Regions from separate parts of the Homo sapiens genome. Here region 2 is linked to region 1. Evidence: chromatin contacts called from ENCODE Hi-C or POLR2A ChIA-PET data. All regions are on one chromosome and are shown on one strand. The core of a region is the stretch at or near the end of the contact, and the rest is flanking DNA. Distances in the headings are between cores, read along the strand shown. Region 1 overlaps TLE1 (TLE family member 1, transcriptional corepressor). Region 2 overlaps LOC107987087 (a long non-coding RNA gene).

Evidence for each region. Hi-C counts contacts between places; a loop is a spot of excess contacts on that map. ChIA-PET counts read pairs that join two places held with the same protein, here RNA polymerase II (POLR2A). Pooled maps may share reads with other maps.
Region 2: a pooled map shows a loop between it and region 1 (5-fold over the local background). The contact joins two enhancer-like sites. A Hi-C loop is called at or near these places in 1 of 168 maps with a recorded cell type or tissue (HepG2) and 4 of 50 pooled maps. POLR2A ChIA-PET finds 5 or more read pairs at or near these places in 1 of 52 experiments (BJ).

Annotation. Positions count from the first base shown.
Region 1 is chr9:81,621,518-81,627,938 of GRCh38, reverse strand. The region is part of intron 8 of TLE1 (TLE family member 1, transcriptional corepressor); the gene reads left to right. Among named protein-coding and RNA genes, the nearest start is that of TLE1, 65 kb to the left of the region's middle. RefSeq lists enhancers at 3,668-4,191, 4,990-5,605, 5,606-6,221. Within about 2 kb of position 1,283, at least 2 of the 41 ENCODE cell types and tissues checked have a DNase peak (open chromatin) inside an H3K27ac peak, as active enhancers do.
Region 2 is chr9:82,602,308-82,608,397 of GRCh38, reverse strand. All of the region lies in intron 2 of LOC107987087 (a long non-coding RNA gene), which reads right to left. Among named protein-coding and RNA genes, the nearest start is that of RASEF, 460 kb to the left of the region's middle. Within about 2 kb of position 3,282, at least 4 of the 41 ENCODE cell types and tissues checked have a DNase peak (open chromatin) inside an H3K27ac peak, as active enhancers do.

The DNA of each region.
Region 1 (6,421 bases), core at 34-2,533:
CCTTGGTTTTCTCTCCCTTTTTAAAATACACATTACACAGGCGGTTATGGAAATAAGGGTCCACGTGCCAAGGTGGCAGTTACTGATGGTTCTCAGCATGTCAGCACCGTGAAACTGATCTCAGCTGCTTATTAACGTGATCACTTTCCTGATAATCAAATTTCTCAAAAGTAGACACAGCCTAGGAGGTACTGTTTTTGCCTAAATATTTATGAATTAATCATGACCTGACATGTTAAGAGATTGCCTGGAAATAAAGGCTAAAACTGAGATGAGTCACCTAAAATTTCAATTTTTGGGCACAATGGAAAACACTTAGGTTTTCTTAAGCAGACTCCTGGGCAGGTTTCCCTTCTGGCCAAGTTTAAAACTCTGCTTAAAAAAATGGTTCTTCTTTGAGAAAGTTGGCATCACTGCTGTGAATAGGGTGAACCCTTCAAAGGAAAGCCCCAGTGGTTTCTAGATTGTCAGGAGCCTGTACCAGGTAGAGGTGTCTGTTTACTGTGGATGCAATAAGTCAGGTGGATATCGGGGCCTTGGTGGGACTGGATTAACGTTCAGGTTTTATTGCACTGTGATTACAGTGAAAATAGGGCATCTTTACTCTTAAAAAAAAAAAAGTGAGAGAACAATTTTTCCCTCCAAAACCTCTTTTTGACTTGAGTTTGTGCTCTGTAATTAGAAAACCTGCAATTGTGAGCAGGTTTTTTTCTTTTGTCCCTATAATCTTTTTATCATTTCCTCACTGGGACATAGGTGGACAACAAACTCTGTGTCCTCATCTTTGAGATAAGGAGGTATAAATGTAAGTGCTGTCCGATACACAGATGACTTAGTCAAGTCCTGACCTAATGGCTTTTTAGTTTCAGGGCCATTTCTTGCATTAGCAAGTATTTCAACAGGGGCTGGAGAGCAAAGAGGCACAGAAACAGCTGAGCAGCTCTTAGAAACCATGCTTTCAAAAAAGCTTTGACATAGAGATTTTGTTTTTGCTGTGATTAGGTCCTGAGCTGGGGAACGGCAGTGTCATGAGGTTATTTAAAAATTAATTTTAAATAATTGTATTTATTGTCTGCTCCAGAGTTTGTTTTGTTTTGCCTGGAGGAGGGTAGAAGGGCCAGCTACAAATGAGAGGGTGGTGACGAAGGCATCGTGGTTTTAGCACCCTGTCCTGCCTCAACATTAACCGGCCCTGTGTGTCACCTGCACAGCTATCTTTCCATGAGTCCTCCTAACTGAGTCACCCACCTGGATTCTACAGTGATGAGTTGCAAAATCGAGTTGCAGGAATGCACTGGTTCTTTCCCATAGTTTGCATTTAAACTGTGTGAAACATCAATGTGTGCCCTTCAGACTGGCTGCACAGGCAGGGTTCTGAGATATGATATGGTTGCCAGTGGACAGATTTTCAACTTTGTCCATGTTGTTAACAAGTGGGGATCTCATTAGTTTTATGGGTTAAAAATACATTAGTTGAAGTGTTAGGCAGAGTACGTGAATGACCAGTTGGACCGTAGCAAAAAGTGCAGCGCAGGGTGATGGCTTGATTGACACCAGGTGTAGATGGAGAAGGCACACAGATGTGATGGGGTGCGTCGTTACCTAATTGTTTTAATGTTCACCGAGAAGTTAATTGTCAGTGTGGAGTGTGCTAGTAAATTAGGTTCCTACTGCCTTAGTGTAACTGAGGATAAATGAGGTGTCACGAGTTTCCAATCTGTACCTCTGACACAAACACTTTTCCTGCGGGGAGGAGAAAGTTCCCAAGGGGAATCAGCATGGCAGCTAAAGAAATCCATTTGAATAATGTGCTTTATTTTTGCATTAGGGAAACCTGTCTTGCTTTTGCTGTATGCATGAATGGGTTTTCCTTTCCATTTTGCTGCTGGTGGTTTCAGGGTTCGAACTTGTTGGCAGAGAAGTTGCTTGGAGGTCTTAGGATTCATGAAGGCCTCTGTAACTAGTGTTTGATAGCATTGACAGGGCAGCATTTTATTAAAGTTGCTTTTTTTTTTTTTTTTTTTTTTAGTAGTTTCTGAGGTTACTTTCCAGAACATGTTAGTAGATGTGAACAACCATTACTGTTAAATTGCTAAAGAAAAGTCAAATTCTTGGAACAAGACTATAAAGACTGGTTGTTATCCTTATTGAAGTGGCTGGGTCTTTGCTACCTTGGTCTTGAATAGGTGTTTGGAGCATGAAATAGACACATCACTTGTGTTGAATGGTCAGGATAAAGTAATACAGAGTCCCAATCTTAACATTTTCTTTTGACGCCACTGGGTGCTCTCTGAGGTTCAGTCAACCCACCTACTTACATTGTAAGTTCTTACATGAAGGTATGTGGTTTCATAATTGTGTTGGAATGTTTAGTTTTGTTTTATTTTAAAAGAATATATTGGCCTCTCGCATCCAGGAAATTCAAACACTTCGCCAATTATCTGGTTACCTTCAGGCCATTGAGCTACCACAGGGAAAGATCCTGCTGTGTGTTTAATAAAACATGGTTCCCAGAGTTAGGAAATTGTGCTCAGAATTTGTCTCAGAATGCACACAGGCTGTAATATCAGAAGATCTGCCATTCCTCTTTTCTTCTGACCAGCTCTTTTGCTGTCATAGCCATTCTGTTCTGTCATCCTATTAGTGCAAGTTAGATGTAACCCTTAGGAAGCATATATTAATAAATAGCAATTTGCTTGTTGCCAGTGAAGATGCCCTCTTGAGATCTGGTGTTCTCACAGAATTCCAGATTTTCGTGAGAGAGAGAGTCCAGTCCCTTCTTATGGAGTATATGGTTTCTGTGTTCTTGCACCTCATCTAATCATCTCAAGTACTTTCTATATAAAAGTTATGCCAGTTCTGCCCATTTTTGGACCCTCTTTATGTTTCTGATACTGAGCATTCTAGGAGGATCTTTTCTTTTAGACTTCTCAGATATGCTTCTCCCTTTATGTACAGGGTACTTGACCCTGTACCCACAAGTGTATGCCATATGTAGGTGTAGAAAATTATTTGGTTTTAGAATTTCAGTTTGTTTTGAACAGTGTGTTTTCAGCTGATTTGCCCAGGTTTGTAATGTCCTCCGTGGGCTGTATTACTCCTATTTTGAGTTTCTGTAGGAGATGTAAATAAGGTGATTTTGTTTATTTGTTTATTTTTTTAATTTTAAATGAAAACTTACATACAGTCTAGAAACCTCAGTCCTTGGGACACTTGTAATAGAAGTCTGCCCAACATTTAAAGTCTTTAAAAAAATCCTGGCAGATATTTACATTTTACCAGCTGCAAGGTGAAATAAAACTTTGGGTTTCTTGGCTGGAATTAGAGTACATCAGTCAGGATAGTAACACTGGTTCTCATGTTGATCAAAAAGCTGATTCTCGATTAAATATTTATTTGGCAAATAAATATTTGAAAAATGAATTCTACTTGATGAATCCTGTTTGGTAGATTAAAATCTTTCAAAGTATAGACTCTAGGAAGAGGTGTCTGCAGTGGCAAATAGGTCTGTAGGATGATTACCTCTGGTGATTGGCATGCCATGAAGCCTGTGTGTACCTGGGCTGCTTTGTCACTCTGCTGAGGCCTTTTTCAGTGTTAATTTTGGGTTCTGAGTGGAAAGGCAGGAATTTGGGACTATTCCTAGTTCATTTTAAAGTAGAGTTTAAAATGTTCATTTAAAAATTACACGTTTCTATTTTTGGTATGGAAGACATCTAACCTGATTAAAGCAAGGCATTCTGTTGGTTAGGAGGTAGGTCAGAGAAACCATGCGTCAGGTATTATGTCACATTAGAATGTTAAGTGCAGTAGTTGAAAGAGCCAGGGTGGATTTTAAGTAAGTTTTTGGGTACAAGTGTTCCATGTATGTAAACTTGAGTTTAAAAATCACTCTTCTGAGAGGGGAGGCACTTTGGCTGTAATGGGAATCAGCAGGTGGTGGACAGAGCCGCTTGGCCTCAGGCAAATCACCTCTGTCTCTGGACATCCTAGTCCTCCAGATTAAAGGAGCAGGAGGAGGAAGAGGAACGAAATGTCTCAGTGGTTGCTTTGGCCTCTTCTCAGGTTTGATTCCAGTTATTTTCTGTGTTTAGAAAGCATGACCATTTTTATTTTTTTGATTTTTATTTTTCATTTTATTATTTTTTTGAGGCAGAGTCTCACTCTGTCACCCAGGCTGGAGTGCAGTGGCACGATCTCTGCTCATTGCAACCTCCGCCTCCCAGGTTCAAGTGATTCTTGTGCTGCAGCCTCCTGAGTAGCTGGGATTACAGGTGTCTACCACCACCCGGCTAATTTTTTTTTTTTTTTTTTTTTTTTTAAGTACAGATGGGGTTTCACCATGTTGGCCAGGCTGGTCTCGAACTCCTTTTCACAGGCGATCTGCCTGCCTCGGCCTCCCTAAGTGCTGGGATTACAGGCATGAGCCACTGTGCCCGGCCTCATGACCATTTTCAAATAGCTTAATGCAAAGCAACCTCTGTTTCATTCTTTTGCAAATGGTGTCCTCATAAATGTTGCCTCGATTTGTTAGAATGGGACCCAGACAACATAGCATTCGAAATTTTGGAGGATCAAAATGACAATTTAGTCAATACCCAGGTTTAGTCTCTGAATTCTCGAAATATGTATAAAGTAGCTCTTAATGGCCATCAAAATGACTGTATTCTACCCTGGAGCCATAAGCAACACACAGTAGGGAGTGCACGAGGAGAAATCACAACATGAGGGAAAAACACCTCAAGAAATGCAGTACCCACAAAGTCACTTTTGGGTTTCTGGGAACAAATGAGGGAATCATGAAGGTAAGGGTCCCCCAGGCAGTAGTTTAAAAACCAGAATGTTTGCTGTTGCTGCCAGCGAAGCTCATTAGGCTGGAACTGTTTGCTTATATCAAGAACAACAATGAAAGCAGCGTCAGGGCTGGAAGAAGTCAGGGGCAATTATACACAGAAAACTGGGTTCATGGGAGCAAGAGTAAAAGGAAGCGGTCTGTTTTTGGTGGGGTAGACTTTAGGTGGAAAGCCTGCCGGGCGTCCGGCAGCTGCGTGGGCCAGGGATCCCTGGGTCTGAGTGTGGTGTTTCTGGGCCTTTCCAGCCCACACTCTGCTGCCTTGTTTTGAGTCAGTTTTACAGCATCAAAGGTATGATGAGGCATCTTGTTTTGTAACTTGTTGAAGTCTGCTGTTGAATGGGGCCCATTTTCAGATAAGCAGGGGTGCTAATTACTAGCCCTGTCCACCACATTTAGAGGAACTTTCAGAGCTTTTCAAAACCTATTCAGATTATAAGCTTCATTTAAGCCGCTCAAGCGGAAATTACAGTAGTAACTTTGAACACATAGACGCAGAGGCCTCAAAGCTTGACAGTCTTAAAGGTCCAGCCACGGAAAGGTTATTGTTTCTAACAGAAATTGTATTGTTTCTAACAGAAGTGTAGTTTACTTTTACGTTCACAGTACCATTTGACATCATTAAACGACAACAACAAAAAAAAACAAGACATTAAGAAGCTGTCTTGGAATGGCCCTGTGGCTTGGATGCGCAGTGCTGATGACAGCAGGAGGGCTTGGAAGGCTGTGGAGAGAGACTTGAACTTAAAACTGGTCAGCACACCCAGCCTCTGTGCCCCATTTTGCTGGGCACTTGGGCGGATTTAAAGTTGAATAAGATACAGCCCTGCCGTGGATGCTGCACAGAGTCTGGAGGAGGAGACCTCGGGGCTGAAGTAAACTAGGAGGGGTGTATTTAAACACGTTTCCCATGTGTGAACAAGCAGCTGCTGCCCCGGCCCAGCTTTTCAGAGGGCGTGTTAGCACTTTGCAAGAGTTAGGTCTCCTGCAGCCTTGTCAGCTGGGGGTCTGGGTTGGAGGGGTTAGCTTTTAGCGGACATGTATCTAGGTAATTAGTTCGGGGATCCAGCCGGCTCACCTTTCATCCCCAAACACTGTGGTAAAGACATTACTTAGAGCTTCTCTATATTGAATTGCGTTGGTCCCTCCCAGCTGCTTTTATCTAAGCCTCCTGGCATTTGTGTAGCTTGAACAGTCATGAATAAAAGAGCCCAGCTCCTCTAGAGTCAGTCCCTGAGGCGGGCCAAGAGGCTTGGGATTGCCTTCCGGTCCTCAGTTTTGATTTCCTCCTGCATATGGTTGAGCTGGAGACAACCCTCCCATGGTGGGGTCCATGGTTTTCAGGGGAGCTTTGAGGGCTGGCCACCTGGCTGATTACCTCTGGCTGGTTAGGAATGAAACTCAGGGCTTTTAAAAAGATACCATAAAATATTTGCTCCTGTTGTATACTGTTGCATTAGATGTGGTCTAACTTAAAGGTATCCCCCAGCCCCTTCTATTTTAAATTGTGGCAGAGAAAGGTAACATAATTGTCTGTTGGCCCTGGACACTGTCCTCTTAGTGCTCAAA
Region 2 (6,090 bases), core at 2,033-4,532, 980 kb before region 1:
TGAAGCAAAATTATCAGAACAAATATTATTGACATCCTTGTTTCTAGCTGCAGAACACTGCTCAGGTAAGGAAGGCAGATGCCAGACCTTAAAGGAAAGAAATGATGTAAGCATTTGTTAAGCACCAGCTATGTGTGGGGCACTTTCAATGAGGTTATTCTGTTTAATCCTCACATTGACTTCATGTCATTTTCCCCAACTTTTATAGATGAGGAAATTGAAGCTTACCCAGGCTTTCTTGTGAGTGAGAGACCAGATACCCAAAGCTCAGTTGCTTGAATTCTAAAACTCAAGCTTCTTCTACCATACTATACAGAACTGTCTGTTTTCCAAAAATCATTTAATACCTGTGTCAAAAGCAATTCTTGGATTTAAAAGTTCCCAAGATGTGAGATTTAGCTGGATATGATATCACTGGAATCTTGGATGCATATGGTGCACTTTAGCCTCTATTTATAAAAGTCTTTCAAGATAGTCCACCTTTTGTTTTCTCTCTCTCTCTTTTTTTTTTTTCTTGGTTACTTTCATCGTTAGCTGAAAAACTCTTGGATGACATTCTGCTGGACAGAGTCGACTATTTAATTATCAGCAAATTGGGATCTCTTGTGGCCTACGATTTTGAGGTTAACAATAATAGTTGCTATTTTTGATTTCTAAACCATTCCCATGGCAGAACTTATGGACACAGTTACCAAATGGACATGAATTAATAAATCTCAGCCACTTCAGTCTCAGCTCTGCACCTCTCCAGTCAGCCTTTTCACATCCATCAAAGGACTGTCTGATGGAACAGATGGGCTTAGCATGAGGCCCTGAAGGACAGTTTTGGGAAAAAAGACAAGGAGAGGGATTTCCAAACTATGCACCTTCAATGGAAACACTAGAAACAGTATCTTCCCATCCAAATTTCAAATACTTAGAGACCACTGGTCCTTTTAAACTGCAGTCACAAAAAGCAGAAGATGGTATTAAATGTGGCCAGGATATATAAACTTAAGTTAGGCTCAAGCAGAAAAATGAAAGGCAGATTCGAGTTTCATGAGAAATATGGATACTGGATTCTCACATAAAATGAAAGACATTTTTAGCCTTCTCAGCTCTAGAGAAGAACTCCTTCCTTTCTGGGTAAAAATTCTAACTGCCATGGAGTGCAGTTTCCACTTCCAGCAAATGGGGTTCTGCTTATAAGACAAAGTTTAAGAGCTCACTCCTGAGCCAGGGGGCAGGGTTCTATCTACTCATTGTCATTAAGGTCCCACCTAACCTTCAGTGACTGGAAGGCTTTCAGAGCTGGGCCACCACAAGCTCCTTGCTCTTGATGATCTCTAGATTCGGGGTGCATCTCCCACCTTGCCCAAGCAAACTCAAGCTTCATTTGGCAGTTTGCTGCTTTTGTTAAAGAGCAAGCTCACTGAGGAGCAAGACGTTGGAACTCAAATTCTGGTCTCTAGATGGCAGTCTAGCCCTGCTAAATCTGACTACTCCCCTATCCTGGGTGAATTGCAGAAGCTACCGCTAAAAATAAAACCTAACCCAGGAAAATCTATAGAGGGGGCATAACAAGATTCAGATATTAATTTTTGGTTGATGGCAAGTTAATGATTGGGCTTAAGCACCAGGTTGGAAACACATGTCTATGAACATGCTAAAAATGCTGTTTGGCAGTCCTTCTAATTTGACTGCATACAATTCAAGAGCGATGAATATGAACAGCTCTACCATGGAATGAGCTCCTCGTCTGAAATGTTGCCTAATACCAGAAAGGCAAGAATGTGGCCATCACCAAATTACTAGGGCCTTTTTATGCATTGTCTATTTACATACAAAATATTTAGTCAATAAAATCTAGATGGGATAGTGAGTTTCATAAAGAACATTCACGATGTCCTGAAAATTTTCAGCAAAATGGAATGGCTGTTGGCATTGATAATGAAAGAAACCTTTTGACTGACTCATCTTTCAAATAGTTGTATTCACCTTGTGTGGATGAAGCACATGAGTTCAGTGTTGAGTTTGAGCTGGTGCTTAGCTAAACATTGTAAAATCTTGATCTGGAAGAGACCTTAAGGGTCATTTCTGTCCAACTTTTTACTGTACAGATAGAAAAGCCAAGCTCCAGACACCACGCAAGACCTGAAGACTTGGCAGCTGAGCAGACTTCCAACTGACTCCAAGAGGAGATTTGGACTTGGAATAGTGTGCACTTGGTCTTGTGTGCACAGTTTACTTCCAGTCATATGTAACTGTTATGTGTCAAAACAGCTCTCTATTAAGTGCAAATTGTAATGATACATCCAAAAGCTATTTCCATTTAGTTTGTTCATTTAAAATATGCTCTTGAAATTAAAAATAAAATACAGAACCTAGGCTATATTAGAATATCTTCTGAGTGTATCTTCTGAGTGTGAGAAGGCTTGGCTAGATGCATTAGTAAGAGCTCAGATAGGAACCTGTGTGGTGCTGCAGAAAAGACAGTGGAATGAGGGGACCAGAGACCATTGTGTAACTTTGCTGTGGGGCTGCTGGAGCACATCACTTTGCCTCAATATTCTCACCTGTAAAATGGTGATAATAAGGTTGTCCCTGCCTGCTTTGTAAAATAGCTGTAATGATCAAAGTACAAGAAGGGAGTAAAGGTACTTTGTGGAGAGCTGTACAAACAGACAGTGTAGTTTTTAACATCCCAAATAAGGAAATTTGGACCCCAAAATAAAGTATAGTAAAAAATATATAAACTGTTTTTTAATCTTTAAAAAAAATTGTCTAAGTGGAAAAAGACCACTTCTCCAATTGTATTTCATTTATATAAAATATCAAGAATAGGAAAATCCCTACAGACAGAAAGCAGATTGGTGGTTGTTACAGGTTGGGGAAGGCAGGGAGAGGAGTGAATGCTTACGTGTATGAGGTTTCCTTTTGGTGTGATGAAATTCTTTTGTAGCTAAATAAATGCAGTGGTTGTTCAACATTGTGTGTGTATTAAATGCCACTGAATTGTTCGCTTTAAAATGATTAATTTTATGTTATGTAAATAAAAATTCAAGAGGCTTGTGTGTATACATATACATATGACTTGGCTGGAGGGAGGAGTGGTCCCAGGAGTGTTTGTACAGATGATTTTATAAGTGTAATCTCAGACTCACAGGCTCCTTTATAAAAATGTGTTTCTGAAGTTTACTTTCAGTTGCTGTTAGTGTTTGCTTATCTCTATGAAACTAAGCCCAGTGGATTCTGTCCACACCAGGCCACTGGGTAATGTCCAAGGATAACATGTGCTGTGAACTCCACAGATGCTGAGACAAATGCCCTTTGGCTTCTTGGGTCCTCTGACCCTACTAACCAGTTGCTATGAGAGTTGTTTAAGACACGAGATTTAGGGGAGGAAAGCACCACTTCACTGGTCCTCTTCAGTCCAGTCTTGACAATTTACCACTGCTAGAAATTAGACTGCTGCTTGAAATAGTTTCAGATGCTGACATTTTTCCCCATAGTTGGCAAATCTTGGCTTTTGTGTGTTTAAATTTCCTCTGTGGACCTCTTCTCTGAGCTTCAAAGAGAATTGCTGTTTCATGGTATCAATTTTCTCACTGTAGGACATTGCCTTCTGATCTTTGCAAGGGTCCTGCTTCTATTCCAAACTGATGGGGGTATTTACAAAGGCTGTCAATTAATATCAAGAGTATTTTTGGACTTCATTTATCATACAAATATTGAGAAGTGAATATTAGTCACCAACATGTTTCTATATGTATATGAATAATGGGATATTACATACACAATTTGAGGTGCAAAAATTTCACAGAATGACTTACTTGATATTTTCCATGAATCATTTGTTAGACTGAAAAATAGATTTTATTTTGTTAGACAAAATAAAAACAAAACAAAAAATACCCCAAATCTAGCTTCTATTAGATATCATAGAATCGCAGAATATCAGTGCTGCAATGGACTTTTCTATGCATCCATCCAGCCAATTAGGTGATGTTGAATATATCTCAGTAAGGCCTATCAGATTGTTTGCTCTAAGCTTGATGAGGAGTATTTGAGCATTAGAAAGTTCTTCCCTAAATTGAGCCACATTTTATCACCCTATGACTTCTATTACCTAGTCTTGAATATATTACTTGGAGACATTCAGGATAAGTCAAATGTGTCTACCACATGATAGATTTTAAATTATAAAAAGCAATGTTTTCCTTTTTATTTAGGCTAAACATACATAGTTCTTTCAACTGACTCTATTTGCAAAGCTTGAAATTCCTTCATTGTCTTGTCATTAACCCCTGTACAGACTTATGTTTACTCATGTCTCCATGATAATCTGATAACCAGAATAGAATACTGTACATGAAGTATATATAAAGTATACAATGGAGAGGTTAGGATCATCTTTGTAGACTGTATAGTTTTTTGAAGGCAACCAAGTTAATATTTAATGTTTAATATAATTGTGTCTTTGTGTCAGTTATGGGAAAATTTTAATTATTGAATGTGACTGCCAAGGTTGAAGTTTGGGAAATCTAGAGACGTTTTAAAAATAACAACCCATAGCTTAAAAGAATATCAGGAGAGGGAATAAGAGAACTTACGATCATGGAGCCCCTACAGTGCACCTGCTAATGGGGTTGGCATTTTCTACATTTTTGGGGTAGGGGTTAAGATTTACTTGGACCTTAAACTTGAGCTCAGAGAACACCTCCTCTGTGAGGCAGTCCCTGATTATCTCTTCCTGCTTATAATACCTCATACAGGCCTCTTCTATTGAACTGTTCACCCTACATATAATTATTGTTTACATGCCCACTTTCTCCACTAAACTCCTTTACAAGCTCCTTTACAGCACCTGATGTATAACTGGACTCTCATGTGTATTGAATGAATTAATACATGTTAGTCTTTCATTAGTACATCCCAAGTGGCTATTAATTAAGAGGAGGAATCATGTTATCAACTGGAATTCCCTTAGCAAAGCCTTAGATGATCACAGCTTTAAAATGTGTAGTTTTACTCATATATTAGTTCACTGCTCTCATTAAAGACATGCAACATTTTATTTGATAATCCAAAGATAATTTGTTCATAAAAATCATATTTTAGCTTCATTTTTTAAAAAGCTAACAATTGTTTATATCTTTATTTCAAAATTAGATTTGGAATCTGTATATAAATATACATATAGGCTCTGATATGGTTTGGCTGTGTCCCCACCCGAATCTCATCTTGGGAAGCCCCTCGCATTTGGTTCTCATTCTGTCTTGCCTGCTGCCATGTAAGACATACCTTTCACCTTCCACCATGATTGGGAGGCCTTCCCAGCGACGTGGAACTGTGACTCCATTAAACCTCATTTTCTTTATAAATTACCCAGTCTCGGGTATGTCTTTATCAGTAGTGTGAAAATGGGCTAAACAGGCTCCGAATCTAATACATGTATATTTTTCCTTTTGGACACATATCTAATTACAGAAAGAAAAGATTTTTAAAGTTTAGCCATTTCATTATAGGATCTGTCAAATAGAAAACAACAATTGTCTGTAGATGTTCAATTTAACACACTTAATTTTGTAGAATGATTGGTTTTCATTGTGTATCCATCGCTATAGTATTTATTGGTGGAAAACGGGCGATTATAATCCCAAGTCTTCAAAAATGCGCAAAGCAAACAAACAAGCAAATGAACATTAATGCATGGTGTTAAGTGAAAATTTTCAGAACAAAAGCTTTCTTTGTCATAAGAAGCTGACATTATCTTTTGGGACACATATTGCTTCTACATAAGGTTGTTCTCAATTGTGTACAGACCTCCATAGTAAACTCTGGGTACCTGGTCATCATATAGTTGAATCACCATGGGGAAGAAAATACCATCTGGCAAGCGGGGGAGTTCAAAGAAATAACTTGCAGAATATTGTAACTCTCGATGCTCTTTAAGATGGACTATCCTACTCAGTGCAGTGGGAGGGCAGTGGCATAAAGGGCCAGTCTGAGTTTCCTTGTCTCCGGAAGCTTGTCCTATTTTGACATCTATTCCTGGAAACTTCAGGCATATTCAAGTCTCTAGAGTTGGGTTTCTCCAAATGACTTTCC